Linked DNA regions of Homo sapiens: regions 1, 2, 3 and 4 are each linked to region 5. The links are chromatin contacts, found by Hi-C or POLR2A ChIA-PET in ENCODE. All regions are on one chromosome and are shown on one strand. The core of a region is the stretch at or near the end of the contact, and the rest is flanking DNA. Distances in the headings are between cores, read along the strand shown. Region 1 overlaps FMNL3 (formin like 3). Region 2 holds the start of WNT1 (Wnt family member 1). Region 3 holds the start of ARF3 (ARF GTPase 3). Region 4 holds the start of CACNB3 (calcium voltage-gated channel auxiliary subunit beta 3). Region 5 has its middle 31 kb from the start of TUBA1C.

Region 1 (3,398 bases), core at 482-2,981, 430 kb before region 5:
ATGACATCATTAGCCTTTCCCCTCCTGTTGTAGCAGCAGCCCTCATCCGCCCCCAGGGCAAGCCTTCCCAGGATTCTTTAGAGGGAGGGGACACCTGTGTGTAGCCAGCTGTAGCAGCAATCACAAGGGAAACAGCACAGGAGAGAACAGGAAAGGGATGGTTCCTGGCCTCAGTAACTGTGCTCTGGTGGCCAGAGTATGGCTTCTGTACCTCATCTGTGAATCAGACATTGAAAGTCAAGCTGCTGAGAAAGGTGTGGCCAAGCCTCTTCCTTTGTTTGGTCAGTCCTTCACTGACTTCACTGACTGAAGGACAAAGTGGCAGGGGCTGCTTAGTACCCCTGTGTGTGAGGGCAAGAAGGACACCGATGGCAACCCTGAGTGCTACCTGCCACCCTGAGCCCCCTACCACTCCGCATTCCTCCATAGGTCCCTTCTGTCCCTCTCAGCCCTTCTGTCTTCTTTTTGTTTATTTGTTTTTTAAGACAGGGTCTTGCTCTGTTGCCCAGGATAAAGTACAGTGACATGATCATGACTCACTGCAGCCTCAACTTCCAGGGCTCAAGTGATCCTCCTATCCCAGCCTCCCAAGTAGCTGGGAGCACAGGCACACACCCATGCCTGGCCATTTTATTTTATTTATTTATTTATATTTTGAGATGGAGTCTAGCTCTGTCGCCCAGGCGCCATCTTGGCTCACTGCAACCTCTGCCTCCCAGGCTCAAGCCATTCTGCCTCTGCCTTCCGAATAGCTGGGACTACAGGCGTGTACCACCACGCCCAGCTAATTTTTGTATTTTTAGTAGAGATGAGGTTTCACCATGTTGGTCAGGCGGTCTCAAACTCATGGGCTCAAGTGATCTGCCTGTCTTGGCCTTTCAAAGTGCTGGGATTACAGATGTGAGCCACCGTGCCTGGCCTGCCTGGCCACTTAAAAAAAAAAATTTAGTAGAGATAGTTGCCTAGGCTGGTCTTGAACTCCTAGGCTCAAGTGATCCTCCTTGAGGATCCCAAAGTGGAGCCACTAGTACCTAGCCTTGTTTTCTTGATTAAGTCTTGCTGTAGTCATCTGAGGATAGGGGTGTGCTTTTATTGGGAGAAGGCCACAGAGCAGTTTATGATAGTCCCTGCTGCCTGCCCCCTCTACCTGGTGCCTGCCCCTCTGGCTGCTGGCCAGGAGCTATGTCCAAAGCAGCGTGGTTCCCAGGCCTGGGGCCTCTTGGCAGTTGGCACACAAGTTAGAGGTCCTGGACCTGGTCCTTTGTTCCCAGGGAATAGCTCAGTGCCTGGCATTTTAGGCATGCCTGCCATCTGAACTGCGGCTTCTCTGGGTAGAGTTATGTGGAAGGACCAAGATCCTTCCTGGATTTCTGGGCAGGAAGAGTTTGTCAGATTGTGGGTGCTTCAGGGTGGCAGGAACCCAGGGCAAGGTGGGGAGAGGAGGATCCTGCTTTGGTCACAGCCTGATCAGCCCCAGGGCTTGCAGAAGTTGGGTGTGCAGGAGCAGCAGATGGGAACTCAGGTTCTGGAGAGGGATAGGCTGGGAAGTGGGATTCCAGAGCCTCTCCAGCTCCTCTTTCCCTGGTTTGTATTGGTTTCTGTGCCTTGCCTAAGCACCCTTTAACCTCTCCTCAAAGTGTCAAGATCCCGAAATAGCAGTATAGACTCAGACAGGAAATGAGAAGGGGGTGGGGAGCTGGAGAGCAGACAGACAGGAAACGGGAGGCCTGTTGGCCCCCAGAGAGGAAGCTAACTTCAGGCAGCTCCGGTGTCAGTCAGCTTCAGCCAGAGCCTGCTGCCTAATCTCAGCTGGGCCTGGTGTTGTAGCTCCAGAGTCTCTCTGTAGTTTGGGGTGTGGCTGGCCAACATGGCACTGGTTTTCCAGCTGTTGGGGAGAAAGGCCCCGCAGGGCAGTTTGGGAGGAGCTTTCCTATAAAGACCCCCAGAAATTCTGAAGGAGTAGAGCACTCTAGATTAGGGTTTCATCCTGAGCGTTTTATGTTTCTGCTATGGAATGAACCTGTCATATAACAGTTCCCTAGATTTGCCCTTGACTTTCATTCCAGGAATATCTCAGCCCAAAAGAACTGAAAGCAGAAGGGAAAATAATGCCCTGGGATATGGTCCTTAGGTGCTTTGTTGTCTACCTTCCTGGCTGAGGGGGACCCACGTACTCAGGTTGACTCTGAGTGGTCATAGACATCCTGGAGTTCCTTGAGTTCCTGTTCATCTCCCATGCTTTTTCTGGTTCTGCCAAACTCAACATGACTAAATACAGAACTTCTATACATCTCTGCTCACTGCTTTCTAAAACTCCTCTCCTTAAACTTAGTAGAGAGTGCTTTGCCCCAGGATGCCTCTGTTCCAGAGCTCTCCTTGACCCTTCCTGCTGGGGTCTTGACTGAGGCTTCAGTCAAGTTGGAGACTTGCTGGCTTCGGTCAAGCACAACTCTGCACACGGGCCTGTAGTAAATGCTCTTGATGCTTCCTAAATTCTTCCAACAAACACTGAGCAAGGACATGTGGAGGGATGCAGAAAATAATTGAGCCAGGGTCTGGCCCTTAAGGAGGGAGTACCTGAGAGCTTGTTTGTCTGAAGCACCTTCACGATAAAGCAAGTGGCATTAGAAGGGCCTGAACTTTCCCCATCCCTGACTTCCCTGCCTAGGGGAAGTCCATGACCGTGGATGGGTCTGTCATGGGTTTTGATCTTCAGAATTTTCTTAGCCTGGTGCTGGGTTCCAGGAGGAGGAGGTGTTGGGTCAGAGGCATGTCACCCCCCTCATCCTTGACCCACTTTTAGCAGACCCCTTCCACTGTGTTTCCTTTATCTGCAGGTGGGTGCGGGAATTTCTGAATGATGAAAACAAAGGCCTGGATGTACTGGTGGATTACCTGTCCTTTGCCCAGTGTTCTGTCATGTGAGTACCACCCCGGGGCTGAAGTTGGGGACCAGTTGGGGGAGGACATAGTTCCATTCTACTTTGATAAGGAAGGGTGAGAGTTCAACAATGAAGATGGAAATGGGAATCCTGGACAGGAAGGAGTAGCCCAAGCAGTGGTGTGGAAGTAGGCAGGCAAGCCCGGAGATGTCTGGGGATCAGTGAAGAATGGCACTTGGCTGGAGTAGAAGATAAGATGCATTTTGGAGAACAGGACAGAGAGATGGAAAGGGAGCTTGGAATCAGAACCCAAGGCATCCAAATGCCAAGCTGTGAGCAATCCAGGGAAATGTCCTGGCTTCTGGTAGAGATGCCTTGGTGGGATCCATTCATCTTTGCAGAGTTGAGTCTTCCAGAAGCAACTTTGGGTTTCCAGATGTGAGAAGGTTACTCCAGGTCATTGTTGAAGAACCCAGGAACAGTGAGTTCCTTTTGACCTGGATAGAAAAATGAAGT
Region 2 (3,406 bases), core at 847-3,346, 260 kb after region 5:
GAGAAGGGAGCGGGGATCAGCGAGGGGGTACGCGGGGCGCGGCCAGCACCCTCATGAAGGGCTTGGGACCGGAATCCCACCCCCGACTCCGCACTTTGAGTCCTGAGAGCCAGGGCCGGCAGTGCTGGAAAGCTGGTCTCTAGGGCTAGTAGAGAAAGCAGGTGCGTGGGCACGCAGCCACGTCCACGGGCGTAATCACACCTTACTGGGAGATTCTAGGGCGCATTTTGGCTCGATAGCGGAAGTGGAGCAGCCCCAGAGAGACAAACCGAAGAGAGGGGAGCGGAAGAACCATACATCCCCAAGACTTCTTCGCAGCCCAAAACTTTCGGCCCATTTTGGCGGTGCAAGCCTTGCTGGGCGAGAGGCCAGACACACGCCTGCAGAGAGCAGCTTCCCAGGCGCTTTTGAGAGAGGCTGGGGGAAAGCGGCGGTCAGCCGGCGTCCGCGACCCGAAACTTTCTTTATCTGGGGCAGTAGCTCAGAAAAGTTAAGCTTCGTTTCCAGGGTGCACGGCTGGAAAACGCCTGGTAGAAGTCTGGCCCCGAGCTGGCGCTGGGCACGAGGCACTTGGCAAGGTTGATTGTGTGACCCTCCAGGCGCCTGGGACACCTTCTCTGAACTCGCCCGCCCATGCCCTGGGGGTGACCCCGCGTTTCCCCTGCTCCCGGAAGCGTCGCCTTCCTGGGCACCCACCTCGGTTGACGATCTTGCCGAAGAGGTGGGGCCCTGGAGCAGTGGGACAGTTCCAGCGGCGATTCCGGAACTGCCACTTGCACTCGCGCACGGCACTCTGCAGCCCCCCACTCACGCTGTGCAGGATCCCCGGATTTTGGCGTATCAGACGCCGCTGTTTGCGGCTCAACAGCTGCAGACTGGGCTCGAGTACCAGTTGCAGACTCTTGGAGTCTGTAAGCAGGTTCGTGGAGGAGGCTACGTTCACAATACCCCTGGTGGGACGTATGATAGCTCAGGCTCAGGAAGGGGATCCGCACCCTAACCATAAAAACTGTGCCACCCGGTCCTCTTCCTGGGGGTATGTGGCTGGAGAGAATGGCGGGAGATTAATAATACCCGCTCTCCCAGGCTCACTAATTTGAAAGAACTGGGCGTCCAGACTTGTGTGTGCCCAGTAGTCCCAGGGCTGCTCGCCTGAGCCCTAGGTCCGGAGACTGGACAGAGGAGGTACCCGGAGACCGAGTGTCTACCTTGGATCTCCGAGCCTCTTCCGGTCAGCCTGAGCGAGATAATCATGGCCTGCAGTTCTTGCCCACCCAAGGCGTGAAATGCTTAGGAGTCCCACCCTCTTCTCCCCTCCTTTCTAGGCGAACTCCTGGCCCTTCACTTCCCGAGGTGGGGAAACCTGTGGTGAGCCACCGCCGTGAGGCTGGAGTTGGCGCTCAAAGGGGAAGGGCGGTGCTAGATGAGAGTGGGCTCCCTGCCTGGGGTATCTTAGGCCTCCGCGGGCGGATCATTCGCCCCACTTGTACAGAGCTGGAGTCTGGGGCAGTTTCATGCCAGATCGCCCTTCGGTGTCGCGGAGGGAAGTCAGAGCGGGGAGGGAGCCTGTCGGCAGACGGATCCCAGAGCGTGGGAGCTGGGTAGGGTTGGCCCCTGGCTCTGTGCCGCGGGACAAGTGGCGACCCCGCACCAGCTCACTTACCACCATCGGCCACTGCTGTTGGCAGCCAGGGCTGCGGGCAGAGCGGCCAGCGCCAGCAGCAGCGTAGCAGAAACCCAGCCAGGCAACAGCGCCCAGAGCCCCATGGCCTGCCTGGCTTTGCCCGCTCTGTGCTGCAGTTGCGGCGACTTTGGTTGTTGCCCGCGACGGTGGGACGGGACGCGGCGGTGGCGGCAGTGGCGAGAGTTCGCAGTCTGGCTTTAACAACCCTGGGGGCGGGCGGCGGACAGCATGGCTCGCGGTCCCGGCTGGTGGGCTGAGGCGGCCACGGCGGGCGGCACCGCCTCTTATAGTTGCGGCGCTGGCTGAAGTGACGGGAGGAGGCTGCCCCTCCGGGCCGCACTGTGGCACCAGGGCGCACCGGTTAGGGGCGCAGACAATGGGCAGCGAGCGGGGCTGTGGTTCCCGCCCGTCTGAGCCGAGAGCTGACGGGTTGGCCGTCGGGGCTCACCCCCGCCCCCTGCCCGGTGGCCCCCGCCTCCGGGCCTGCACTGGCCGCGGACCCCTCCCCTTGGGACACCCTCCCACGCGCGCCCGCCTCACTCAGCTGAGCGTCCGGAGCCCGTCGAGGACTAGCATCCGCCAGGGGGCGCGGCGAGAGTGTGCTGCGGGGAGAGCCCGCCAGGGGCCCAGCCCGCCTCGCCGCCCGCGGTGGGGTTGTCCCCTCGACGTCACCCCGGGCCCCTCCGACGTCCCCTCTCTCCCCCATCCTGAGTGTCGGAAGGAAAGCTGTGGTTCTGGGCAGCGACTCCGGGGAGATGCTTAACCGCCCAGGAACCCCCGATGGCTGGACAGAGAAGGAAAAAGGGGAGACGGGGGCGTGAGTGCGGCTGTGGTCAGGGAAATCCCGGGGATGAGTTGTGGGGGTGAGCTAACCAAAAGGAGCCTAGCGGTGGAGAGAAACCTAAAGCAACAGGCAGTTTGCTCATGTGCGCCAGAAGAAGCGCACAAGTGGCTGTGTGTGTGTGTGTGTGTGTGTGTGTGTGTGAAGTGGAACAACGTGAATATGGGTGGGAGTGAGAATGTGCTGTGTTCTGAGGGTGCATCCTCCTGTGTGTTGGTACGTGCAGAAACTCCTTGTTCTGACGAAGGATGTTAGGAAACTTTCCAAAGAATTTTGGAATTTAGCTCAAGTCAGAAAAGGTCATGGAGTCACCTTGTCACAGTCACCGCCTGGGGCAGTGTGTCAGGAAGGAGGTGGCAACTGTCGACAGGAGACTCAGAAGCATGATTGAGGGATGCAGAGTGTCTGGACTGTGTGTGGAGTGGGTGGATGAGCATGTGCATGGGAAGATTAAATATGTGTGTATGCGTCATTCTGTTGCCCTTTGTACCTCGTGGCATCCTATGGCGTGTCACACTGTGGTATGTGTCAACCAGTGCATGTCATTGGGGGAGAGAGCCGAGCCTACAACCAAGATGGTATTGAGGTGAACCCAGCCTGGAGTGGCTAAGTCTCTGAGGCCTAGGCTCAGAAAGGATGGGAAATGGTGCGGATGTCCACTGTATGTATGGTGATGGAGAGGACTGGGAAGACAAGGGTTGCTGGCTACATTGAACCTAGATGAGGAAACTTGTGCCTCCATGTGTTTGCTTCTCTTTGGATGTTTCTGCCAAGTTTCTGTCTTTCCCTAAAGCTCTAGTTCCCACCACACTGGGATACCCAGAGTGCCTGTGACCATCTCATCCATTGTACACTTTTCTCTTCTCTCCCAGGGACTCCTA
Region 3 (3,093 bases), core at 308-2,807, 280 kb after region 5:
TAACATAAGAGAGAGAACAGACTGGGTTAAGGGACTGTAAGTGCATACACCAGGGATTGATGAGGACAAGGAGATCGACATATATGGCACCTACCAGCTTTTTTTTTTTTTTTCTTTGAGACAAAGTCTTACTCTGTCGCCCAGGCTGGAGTGCAGTGGTACGATCTTGGCTCACTGCAACTTCCGCCTCCCAGGTTCAAGCGATTCTCTGGCCTCAGTTCAAGTAGCTGGGATTACAGGTATGTGCCACCATGCCCGGCTAATTTTTGTATTTTCTGGTAGAGACAGGGTTTCACCATATTGGCCAGGATGGTCTCAAACTCCTGACCTTAAGTGATCTGCCCACTTCAGCCTGCCAAAGTGCTGGGATTACAAGTGTGAACACAGGGCCTGGCCCCAGCTTAGTTCTTCTTGGAAGCAAGGAAACAAACAAACAAAATCAACCAAGGCAATAAATTCATAAGAGCAACAATTTGGGCTCAAGCCTTAGGGAAGAGCCATGTGTTCATTCCCTTATACTGCTGTAAATGAGGAGAGAGGGCACTTAGAGAACCTTCTATTGGCCGGGCGCGGTGGCTCACGCCTGTAATCCCAGCTACTCAGGAGGCTGAGGCAGGAGAATCGCTTGAACCCGGGAGGCAGAGGTTGCAGTGAGCCAAGATGGTGCCATTGCACTCCAGCCTGGGCGACAGAGTGAGACTCTTGTCTCAAAAAAAAAAAAAAAAAAAGGAACCTTCTGTTCTTAGCATTACTAGTGCCCTTCTATCACAGCTATTTTTGTTTCAAGGCAGTTCTGCATGTCTAGACCAGGTGCAAAACGGAGTGTGAGGGAAGTAGGAGTGGGTAGGAAGCAAGAAATATGGGTGCAAAGTCCTTCACCTTTCCTTGGGATACTAAAATCCCTACTCATCTAGGCACACTTCCTCAAACCACACTTCTGAATATTAGGTTTCCACTCTCCGTCTTTCAAGTTCCAACTTAACTGGCTCAGAGTCCAGCTGTTTTCCTTTAGCCTCTTAAGTTCATCACTCTCCTTCCTCTTCCTTATGGGAAAGGATCTCTTGATTCAGACCCCACAGTAATCTAGTCTCAGGAATAGTGAGCAACAACAATGGTGCGGTGAGGGCTTTCAGGGGATGGCAGCTAGCCCAGATTAAGAAATAAAGATGAAGTCTGGCTGGGTAAGGCATGCCACAGCAACGACTGTTCACCCATATCCCGATGCTGGCTTTGCCCAAGGAGCCCCTGGGCCCCGCAGCCCAGCCCGTCTCCTACGCAGCCAACTTGCCGCCTCAGTCCTTAAATTCCAGGCACAACCCTGGAGCTTGGGATTGTCACCTCAGTCCTCACTGTCTCATCCCCATTCACGGCTCCCGCCTCCGCCGCCCACAGCCCCCACACCTGCCCCCGCCCTGACTCCAGCTCCAGCGCCCGGCCGCCGGTGCTGCAGCCGCTGCCATGGTGATGGGTCTCGCGAGAACTGCCGCTAGCTACCGCGCAGCTATCGCGCGATCGGGGAGGTGGGAAGTATCCCGGGCTGGGGGTGGGGGTACGCCGCACAGCTCCAGTCGCCGTCGCGGCTTCCGGTGCTAGGTGGAGGGAAGGAAGGAGGGAGCCGGGGAGTGGGCCAGGGCAGCAGCCGGGCTGAAGTCGGCTTGGGGAGCCAGAGGGAGCGGAGCGGAACCTGCGGGGCAGAGGCGGCGGCCGCAGCGGCGCAGCTGATAGCAGGAACAGGTGAGAGGCTGGGAAGGGAAGGCGGGTCCCGGTAGAGAAGAGGCTCGGTCAGGGTGAGGGCTGAGGAGATAGAGCGCCTCCCGGGCCCCGCCCGGCACTGCTTGGCGTGGGGCGGTGGGATTCTTCCCACCCGAGAGCTCAGAGAGGGTGCGTCGGGCCAGCTTCACGCCTGCCCCCGCATTTGAAGGACGCAGAGCTGGGGTGGGGGTGGGGGGCGCACACGGATTTGTCCTCCGCCTCGCTCAAGGGGGCGACCTGGGCTGCAGTTAGGTTGTCGCCTGCAGGAGGTGTGCTGTTGAGGGAGAGGAAAACCGTCCGAGGAGAGGTGATGAGGGGGCGGTGATGGCTGTTTGTATCTTTTCTGTTAAAGGGCTAGGGAATGCTGCTTTCTTCTACTCCCTCTCCCTCCCCCACCTTAGCAATAGGAGACGGGAGAGAAGCCTTGCTGTGGTTACACCCCCTCCCCCATCATAGGGCAGGGGTGCGTAGGGGGGTTGGGGGTTAGCCAACAGGGCAGGCTGCTGGGGCACCACATGGGCGCTATTGTGGTAGAGGTTGCGCTTTCGAGTCTAGGGAACCGCAGGTTGGGAAGAGGGCAGCAAGTGGGGAGAGGGTGGAGAGGAGGCAGGAGAAGGAGGAGGGGGATCTGATCTTCCTGGGAGAAGAGAGGTGGGGCCTTCCTCCCCAGGCGGAGCGGGGGCGGTCTCACAGGAGGAGGGAGCATCTTGTCACTGGCCCTCAGTTTGTGTCTTCCAATCCGCTTTCTTTCTTTAGGAAGTACCAGGATTCCCGGAACAGAAAATGGAGCCATTGCTTACGCGAATCGTTTGAGGGAAGGGGCGGGAGTTGGGGAGGTGGAGTTCCCTGTTAAAACGGGCCACTTGATTAGCAAAGTGGTAGCTGTTATTTTGGGGGAATTCCCGTCTTGATTGCATTAAGGCGGGTCTCCATCTTTCCAGGCCAGGAGGAATGTGGTGGTGGAGGTGGAGGATTGTGGTATGTGGTCAGGAGTGAGAAGAAATAGTAAGGCCGTCCCGGTGAGGGAGAAATGTAACCTAAAACCTGTCTCTGCTGTTGTTGGATTGGGTCACCCCTGGTCTATGGCATGAAAGTTTTATTGGGAGGAGATCTGCTGCAAGAGTCTGATTGCTTGGGTCAGTGCAACAGGACAGAATCTAGTCGCTGCATACCTCCTTCCCTGTCCTCAATCAGGTAGGTAGTAACAGTCTTTGCTGCTATTTTGTCTTGGGCTTGTTGTTGGGGTAGGTGTTTCCACTTGCCGTGACTTGGGACATGGGACAGTGTTATGGGACAGTGGATTATCATAGCCCATTGGACTTGAGTTTGAAAAACATGTCT
Region 4 (3,229 bases), core at 447-2,946, 420 kb after region 5:
AAATGATCTGATCTAGCGGCAATGTAATTAGCCCCAGAGGCCCCATGGAGAATTGGGCCCAGAAGGAGACCAGTCCCAGAAAAGGACAGTTGCCTATTCTGAACATCAGCATTCATCTATCCTGGGCCTGGCAGTAAGTGATGGGAGAAGACTTGAACATGAACTCCTCTTTCCGACCCAGGGGTGCTCCAACCTATTGGGGCCCCTTCCAAGCCATCTAGTGGTCCACTCCTAAGGAGGCCTTCTTACAGGACATTTGAGGGAAAGTTGTCAGCTCCAAGGGGCTGAGAAGCTGCTCCGCATTCTTGCCCCATCTTTCCAGGCACTCTCCCTGCTGTCTGAGCTCCGGGAATCACTGCTTAATGAGCTGATTTGTCTCAGTGGGTCAGGAGATAAAAGCAAAGAGGAGAATTAAATATTTATCGGTTGCCTGTTTCTCTGAGCAAAGCGCTTCCTCTCCATCCCCAGGCCCTCAGCTCCTCTGGCCTCACCTCCAGGCCCTCCATGCTGGGCAAGAGCTCAGGATGCCCGCTGCAGAGGAAGCCTCAGCAGGGGGCTGTGGAATAGATGGGGCTCAGTCACCTGGCCTACCCATGTGCTGGGCGCCCAGGTTTCAGCCTGGGAGAGAAACTGGGCTAGAGAAAGGGTGAGGAGATGAGGCAATGCGCAGAGATGGAGGGGGTGGAAGGGAATAATGGAGCTCCTCAAGTTTTAGGATCCGTCTGTCTGAAGAGGTTGGCCCCTGGCTCCCTGATGTCCTCTCAGCTCCCTGATGTGTCGTTTGCTTGAGGCACAAGAGGTCTAGAATGTCTGCCTCCCCAACCACCTCGGCGGCTCTCCTAGCTGTTGTGTTCAGACCCCAGAAATCCAGAATTTGGAACTCCAGACATGGCGTGTTCCCTCTCCAGAGCCTCTGTGCCCTCGGCCTCCAGCCCTGCCTTCTCCCACCCCTCTTTCCTGGGCCGTGGAGCCACCTGCTTGAGCCCTTCCCCTATACTGCCCCCTCTCTGCACACACCCGATGCCCCAGGGTCTGAGTCTGGGTCGCTGGGGAACGCTTGGCATGAAAATCCATCTCCCCACGTTCTTAGAGCGCCCCCCTACAAACCCTGCCCTGCCACTGAGGCGTTTTTCAAAGTCCTGAACCGGGGAAAGGGTTGAAGGGAGAGGAGGTGTCACCCCAACTTCCCCGCCCCCACCCTCATCGTGGGCACTCACCGCCTCCGAGTCCTCAAACCCGGGCACGTAGGAGTCGTCATACATGGGGGAGTCCGGGTCGGGGGAGCGAGCGGCGCCGGGGGCGGGAGCGGCCCGGAGGCAGGGGCAAGGACTGCGGGCCGCGCCCGGGAGATGCCACCGAGCCCCGCAGCCCTGCGGGCGGCGGCAGGGAGCGAGAGAGCGCGAAGGAGGGAGCGAGCCGCGAAGACCAGCTGCTCGGAGCTCAGATCACCGCTCCCCCCACCCCACCCCCCCAAACCCAGCCGGTCCCACCCCGAGCGCGGCTGAGGAATCTGGCGCCGGCTCCTACAACAATAGTGCCCGCCCACCTGACCCCCTCCCCGGGAGAAGGCGGGGGCGGCGAGGGGGCGGCGGCCACCGGGGAGCCCGGGCCAGGCCGGGAGAGGGGAACGAACCCGTGCTAGGTGGAAGGTGGGTCCCCGAGCACCTACGGGGCCGTGGCGGCGGGGAGGAAGGGGAGGAGAGGCTGCGGGCAGGGCGGATCCAGGCAGGGAGGAGGCGGGGCGAGGAGAGATGCGGAGACAGAGACGCTCGGCAACCCAGGAACTACTCCGCCGGGAAACAAAGGGCTGCGGCGGGGGAGGGAGGGGGCGCTGAGACCGCGAGGGAGACGCGACCCGGGCGGAGACTGGAGAGGGCGCAGGTGTCGAGGAAACCGGAGAGAGAGAGGCAGAGGGAGGACGGAGAGGACAGGAAAATGGGGAGACCGTGGGAGACAGAAGAGGCGCGGGAACGAGCGGCAGACGGGGGAGGGGTCCCAGGCGACAGCAGGGCGGGTCTGGGCCCGTGCGTCCCGGAGGCTCCGAAAGCAAACCCCGCAGTGGTCCCGGGGAGGAATGGGCTTGGTGCCCCCAGGCTAATGACAGGACGGCAGCTCCTGCCCCAACAGGTGCCCGGCCCCCTCAGTACGGGGACGCTGCGGCAAAGGCGGTGTTGCCCAACCCTTGAGAAGGGGGGAACTTTCCGTGAGCTGGGTAGGCCTCCCCACACCTGTTGCACGGATAGATTTTGTCTTAGTCCTGCCAGGATGGGGGTTCCCTTCCCCACTTCCCTGCCAAGGATTGTGCCAGACAGTGCCAAGGCATCCGTGGGAACTGGGGCAGAAAGGGGCTGTTTTAGGTGAGCCTAAAGGGAAGGGGAAAGAAGCCAGAGGGTGGAGGTAGGGGGATAGTTGTGGGTGGGATCCTGGCTACACTCGGGTTGGGAGAGGAAAGGGCCAGTCTCCTCGGAGTCACTAGGGTAAGGCCAGATTCTCCCCTTAGCAGAAGGGCTTGTACCACTCTGCACCACTCAGTCTCCTTTACAGGAGCATTGAGATTTGGGGTAAGAGAGCCGCAGCCCTTATCTTGAGGAAACTTTCCCCAAAGATCCACCCATTTGAGCTCTTTCCTTTTTTCATCTCCTGAGCAAAATTCCTTCTTTGATTTTTGACTGCCTACCTTTGTGCCCCACGAGGAGGATGTGCGTAGACAGGGGTTACACTTGGAGGCCTCCTGGTGCCCATGCTCTTGGCCCTGAGCTCAGTCCTTTTCCTTCCCAATTTCTCACACCCGGGAGTTCAGCAATCTGCTCATCCCTCCTTGGCTTGAGGAGAATCAGAAATCCAAAACTCTGACATGGCTTAGTAAGATCTATGGTAGAAAGCACTGTGCATGGGAGAGAGAAAGCCCACCCAAACCAAGTGGCTTCCCACCTGGGTCACTTATCGGTGTTATCTTGGCAAGACAAAGAAGAGCTGCATCTTCAGACTGACATCTTTAGTCTGTCTACTGTGGGTGGCCCAGAGCAGCCCTGCCCAGCACCTTCCTCATGCTGGGTTTGACAAACAACTTTGTTGCAGCCCCTGTGGCTGAAGGGACTGTCTCCTCTCCTGAGTCCAGCACCAACTGGGGTTTGGTCATATACTGGATTCTTCTGTATTGGAAGTTCCCAGACACTGCCCACTTTTGTGCCCTCACCCAGTTACGCAGTATTCCTTGTATCCCCCTCTT
Region 5 (3,067 bases), core at 42-2,541:
GAGCCTCAGGTTTTCCTCAGAGACCAGCAATGTAACAAATGACGACTCATTGAGGCCCGAGGGCTCCTCAACACAGGCCACTTTCTTGCAGAGAGTCAGCCTGGTCTCTTTTTATTTTTTAAAAACTATGTAAGATTTTTTTTTTTTTTTTTTTGAGACCGAGTCTCACCCTGTCACCCAGGCTGGAGTGCAACTTTCGCCTCCCAGGCGAACTGTAACTTTCGCCTGCCAGGTTCAAGCAATTCTGCCTCAGCCTCCCGAGTAGCTGGAATTACAGGCGCGCACCACCAGGCCCAGCTACTCTTTGTATTTTTAGTAGAGACGGGGTTTCACCATGTTGGCCAGACTGGTCTCAAACTCCTGACCTCAGGTGATCCACCTGCCTCGGCCTCCCAAAGTGTTGGGATTACAGGTGTGAGCCACTGCGCCCAGCCTGGTCCAGCCAAGGTGCCAGCGAGTCTCTCCTGGACAAAAAATGGGGCGCTGACCTGCAACCCCGACACCTTTCCGGAAAGGGCCTTGCAGCGGCGCGGCGCGTCCAGCAGATGGCGCCCCAGCTGAATTTTCGCGAGCTGTCCTCCAAGCTTGCAGAAAAATCTGGAACTAACAGGAAGGGGAATTTTTTTTTTTTTTAAGCATTCTAATTTTCAACCTATACTGCCTTTTTGTCCGTGTCAGGAGCCCTTTTTATTCGAATAAGTTGCAATGCATTTGAGATGTCTAAAAGACTTTTTGATTACGCAATCCCAAATTAATTTTTTTTTTTTTTTTGGCCGGGCGCAGTCGCTCACGCCTGTAATCCCAGCACTTTGGGAGGCCGAGGCGGGCGGATCACGAGGACAGGAATTCGAGACCAGCCTGACCAACATGGTGAAACCCCGTCTCTACTAAAAATACAAAAATCAGATGGGCGTGGTGGCGGGTGCCTGTAATCCCAAATACTCGGGAGTCTGAGGCAGGAGAATCGCTTGAATCTGGGAGGCGGAGGTTGCAGTGAGCCGAGATCGCGCCAGTGCACTCCAGCCTGGGCAACAAAAGCAATACTCCGTCTCCAAAAAGAAAATTTTTTTTAGGATGTCCACTCTTCCAAAAGACCCAAGAGGGAGGTTTTCAAACAGCATTAATTGTCACAAGAGTTCAGAAACTTTCGCGGACAGCGATATGTGAAGAAAGGCCGCTTCTAAACAGCAGGGCGTGGCGGGGGCGCGCTCGCCGGGCCGCGGCGGAAGTGGCCTTCGTGGCGGGCGGGGCGGCGGCTGCGGCCTGGAGATAGCGCCGCCTGCTGGTCACCGGGGACAGAGCGCTCGGGGCTCGCCAGGACTGCGGCGCCACGCGGGTGGGAGCCCGAGCCCAGGCCCAGGCCCTGGCGCTGCACGTCACCGTACTAACCAAGGAAGCAAAGTCATGGACACAACCACAGCCTCCTTTCTGCTCTGCAGAGAAACCTGGAAGCCTACTCTGGTTTGGAGAGTAGTGTTTCAACGAACTTAACGGTTTTTAGCGCTTGCCACAGCTAAACAGGGTGGACTTGATTTTTAGGGTGTCCTTGTTATTTAAGACAATGCTAAAGGAGAATGAAAATTAGAACCTGGTAGGGGACTGCTTTCATTTATTCTCTCCTGCTTTAATGGGATTTACAACATATTAAAAGCAGTTATCAGAGGCAAATTGGATAAATGGGCTAGGGGTTGCGTTTCAAGGTGGAGGCGTTTGTCATTTCTGACTGTGGCCCCTCGTTTTTATTCCAGGATCGTTGCAGTGCCATTTCTAGGTCCCTCCTCCTCTCCCCACTTCCCTTTTCTCTGCACCCATTTGACAGGAGCCTCTGCAATCATCTGCTTATTGCGCGTCACCGTCATCCAGTGGGAGAGCCTTGTGGTACCACCTTTCTCCACCTATGGCTGCGGCCCGCAGGAAGATGACGGGTTGCGCTTCTGCTCTGGAGCCAGCCCTGTTGCCGGGAACTGCAACCCGCAAGATGATGCCAGAGCTCAGCTTCCCTCTTTTTATGTTGCAGAGTTTATGCTGCCCTGCACTGAGCAGACGCTTTCGCTTACGCAGCCCTGCCCTTCACCTTGCCCAGTGATTCCGGAATAACCTTCCGGACCCTCCTACTTGCAGAGGTTCGTTGCTTCAAGCGTCATAATCATTCATCTCCGTTTTTCCTCTAGTGATGAAGGCTCGTGGACGGACCACGGTTCACTCGGTCTAGGAGTCACGCTGTTGATCAGGTTGTCAGACATCAAAATTCCCATCTCCCATCAGGGCACAGCTATAGGGCTCTGGGTCAAAACAGGGCCTTCTCTTTTGTCTGGTAGCACCAGAAACACGGTAATTGGGAACCCATCAGGAATGGAAGGCTCCTTGAGGCCCTGGAGATGGAATGTTGGGCCCCCAAGTCCTGAAAGGAACCAGTGGGGCTGTAATCTTCACAATCTGGATCCAGCCAGAAGAGCACTGAGAGCTCAGTGTTTGGAGGACAAAAAAGGGCAATGGATATACAGTAACTTAGTGAATCAGGGCCCGGATCCAGGAAGATGCCTGACATTTGTTTATCAGCAGAGAAACAGAAGTAAAGGAGGGGAACCTTCTCCTAAGTGTTACTGTGTTATGAAAGTGTCCTTCAGGGAGAGGCGACATGAACAGGGCAGCTGATAACGTTGATACTGTGCAGGCACACATCTCCCCACATTCCCCAGGCTGCTGAACCAAGTGTACCAAACTAATCGCAAGGACACAGCTTTGAGCCTCCCCGGCGGCAGTCCCTGGAGAGAGTCCGCTCAGACAAAGCAAAGCGCGCTCCCAGCGGGGAGGGGTGGCCACTTTTTCTTTGTTCTCCCTTGGAAAATCGGCTGTCTCTCAAGTCTCGTAAACCAGCTGCTTTCACTTCTTGCAGGGGGTCAAAATCAATTAATCACCAATCATGTTTGGACAGCACAGTTTTGAAGCCCTGAACTCTGTGAAATGCAGGGTCAAACTATTTTTAGAATTTTAACATGCCGTTAAGTTTGTATTCTGAGTTTCCCAGCAAAAATTTCTGAAATGTGCCCCACTTTGAAAAAATAAA

What was found. A loop is a pair of places that touch in the nucleus more often than their neighbours do. ChIA-PET counts read pairs that join two places held with the same protein, here RNA polymerase II (POLR2A). Pooled maps may share reads with other maps.
Region 1: a loop to region 5 is called in a pooled map, with 4 times the contacts of the local background. The contact joins two enhancer-like sites. A Hi-C loop is called at or near these places in 1 of 50 pooled maps. POLR2A ChIA-PET finds 5 or more read pairs at or near these places in 4 of 52 experiments (CD4-positive, alpha-beta T cell, activated CD4-positive, alpha-beta T cell, activated naive CD4-positive, alpha-beta T cell and 1 more).
Region 2: a pooled map shows a loop between it and region 5 (3-fold over the local background). The contact joins the promoter of WNT1 here to the enhancer-like site in region 5. A Hi-C loop is called at or near these places in 4 of 50 pooled maps. POLR2A ChIA-PET finds 5 or more read pairs at or near these places in 2 of 52 experiments (CD4-positive, alpha-beta memory T cell and WTC11).
Region 3: a pooled map shows a loop between it and region 5 (5-fold over the local background). The contact joins the promoter of ARF3 here to the enhancer-like site in region 5. A Hi-C loop is called at or near these places in 7 of 50 pooled maps. POLR2A ChIA-PET finds 5 or more read pairs at or near these places in 3 of 52 experiments (HEK293, OCI-LY7 and WTC11).
Region 4: a map with no recorded cell type shows a loop between it and region 5 (15-fold over the local background). The contact joins the promoter of CACNB3 here to the enhancer-like site in region 5. A Hi-C loop is called at or near these places in 1 of 37 single-sample maps with no recorded cell type and 5 of 50 pooled maps. POLR2A ChIA-PET finds 5 or more read pairs at or near these places in 2 of 52 experiments (BJ and T-cell).

Annotation. Positions count from the first base shown.
Region 1 is chr12:49,661,489-49,664,886 of GRCh38, reverse strand. FMNL3 (formin like 3) reads left to right here. Exons shown (of 26, transcript NM_175736.5): 5 at 2,838-2,921. Among named protein-coding and RNA genes, the nearest start is that of PRPF40B, 40 kb to the right of the region's middle. RefSeq lists enhancers at 1,328-1,487, 1,061-1,999. Within about 2 kb of position 1,731, at least 32 of the 41 ENCODE cell types and tissues checked have a DNase peak (open chromatin) inside an H3K27ac peak, as active enhancers do.
Region 2 is chr12:48,977,012-48,980,417 of GRCh38, reverse strand. It overlaps WNT1 (Wnt family member 1), which reads right to left and starts at 2,096. Exons shown (of 4, transcript NM_005430.4): 1 at 1,664-2,096; 2 at 697-950. The coding sequence starts at 1,767. RefSeq lists enhancers at 1-558, 559-1,158 and a silencer at 2,042-2,411.
Region 3 is chr12:48,955,951-48,959,043 of GRCh38, reverse strand. It overlaps ARF3 (ARF GTPase 3), which reads left to right and starts at 1,557. Exons shown (of 5, transcript NM_001659.3): 1 at 1,557-1,734. RefSeq lists enhancers at 2,230-2,309, 2,365-3,093.
Region 4 is chr12:48,816,963-48,820,191 of GRCh38, reverse strand. CACNB3 (calcium voltage-gated channel auxiliary subunit beta 3) reads right to left here and starts at 1,696. Exons shown (of 13, transcript NM_000725.4): 1 at 1,218-1,696. The coding sequence starts at 1,262. RefSeq lists a silencer at 1,429-1,898.
Region 5 is chr12:49,232,820-49,235,886 of GRCh38, reverse strand. It overlaps a transcript of TUBA1C not described here. Among named protein-coding and RNA genes, the nearest start is that of TUBA1C, 31 kb to the left of the region's middle. RefSeq lists a silencer at 1,121-1,410. Within about 2 kb of position 1,291, at least 36 of the 41 ENCODE cell types and tissues checked have a DNase peak (open chromatin) inside an H3K27ac peak, as active enhancers do; they include OCI-LY7, where a contact is called at or near this core.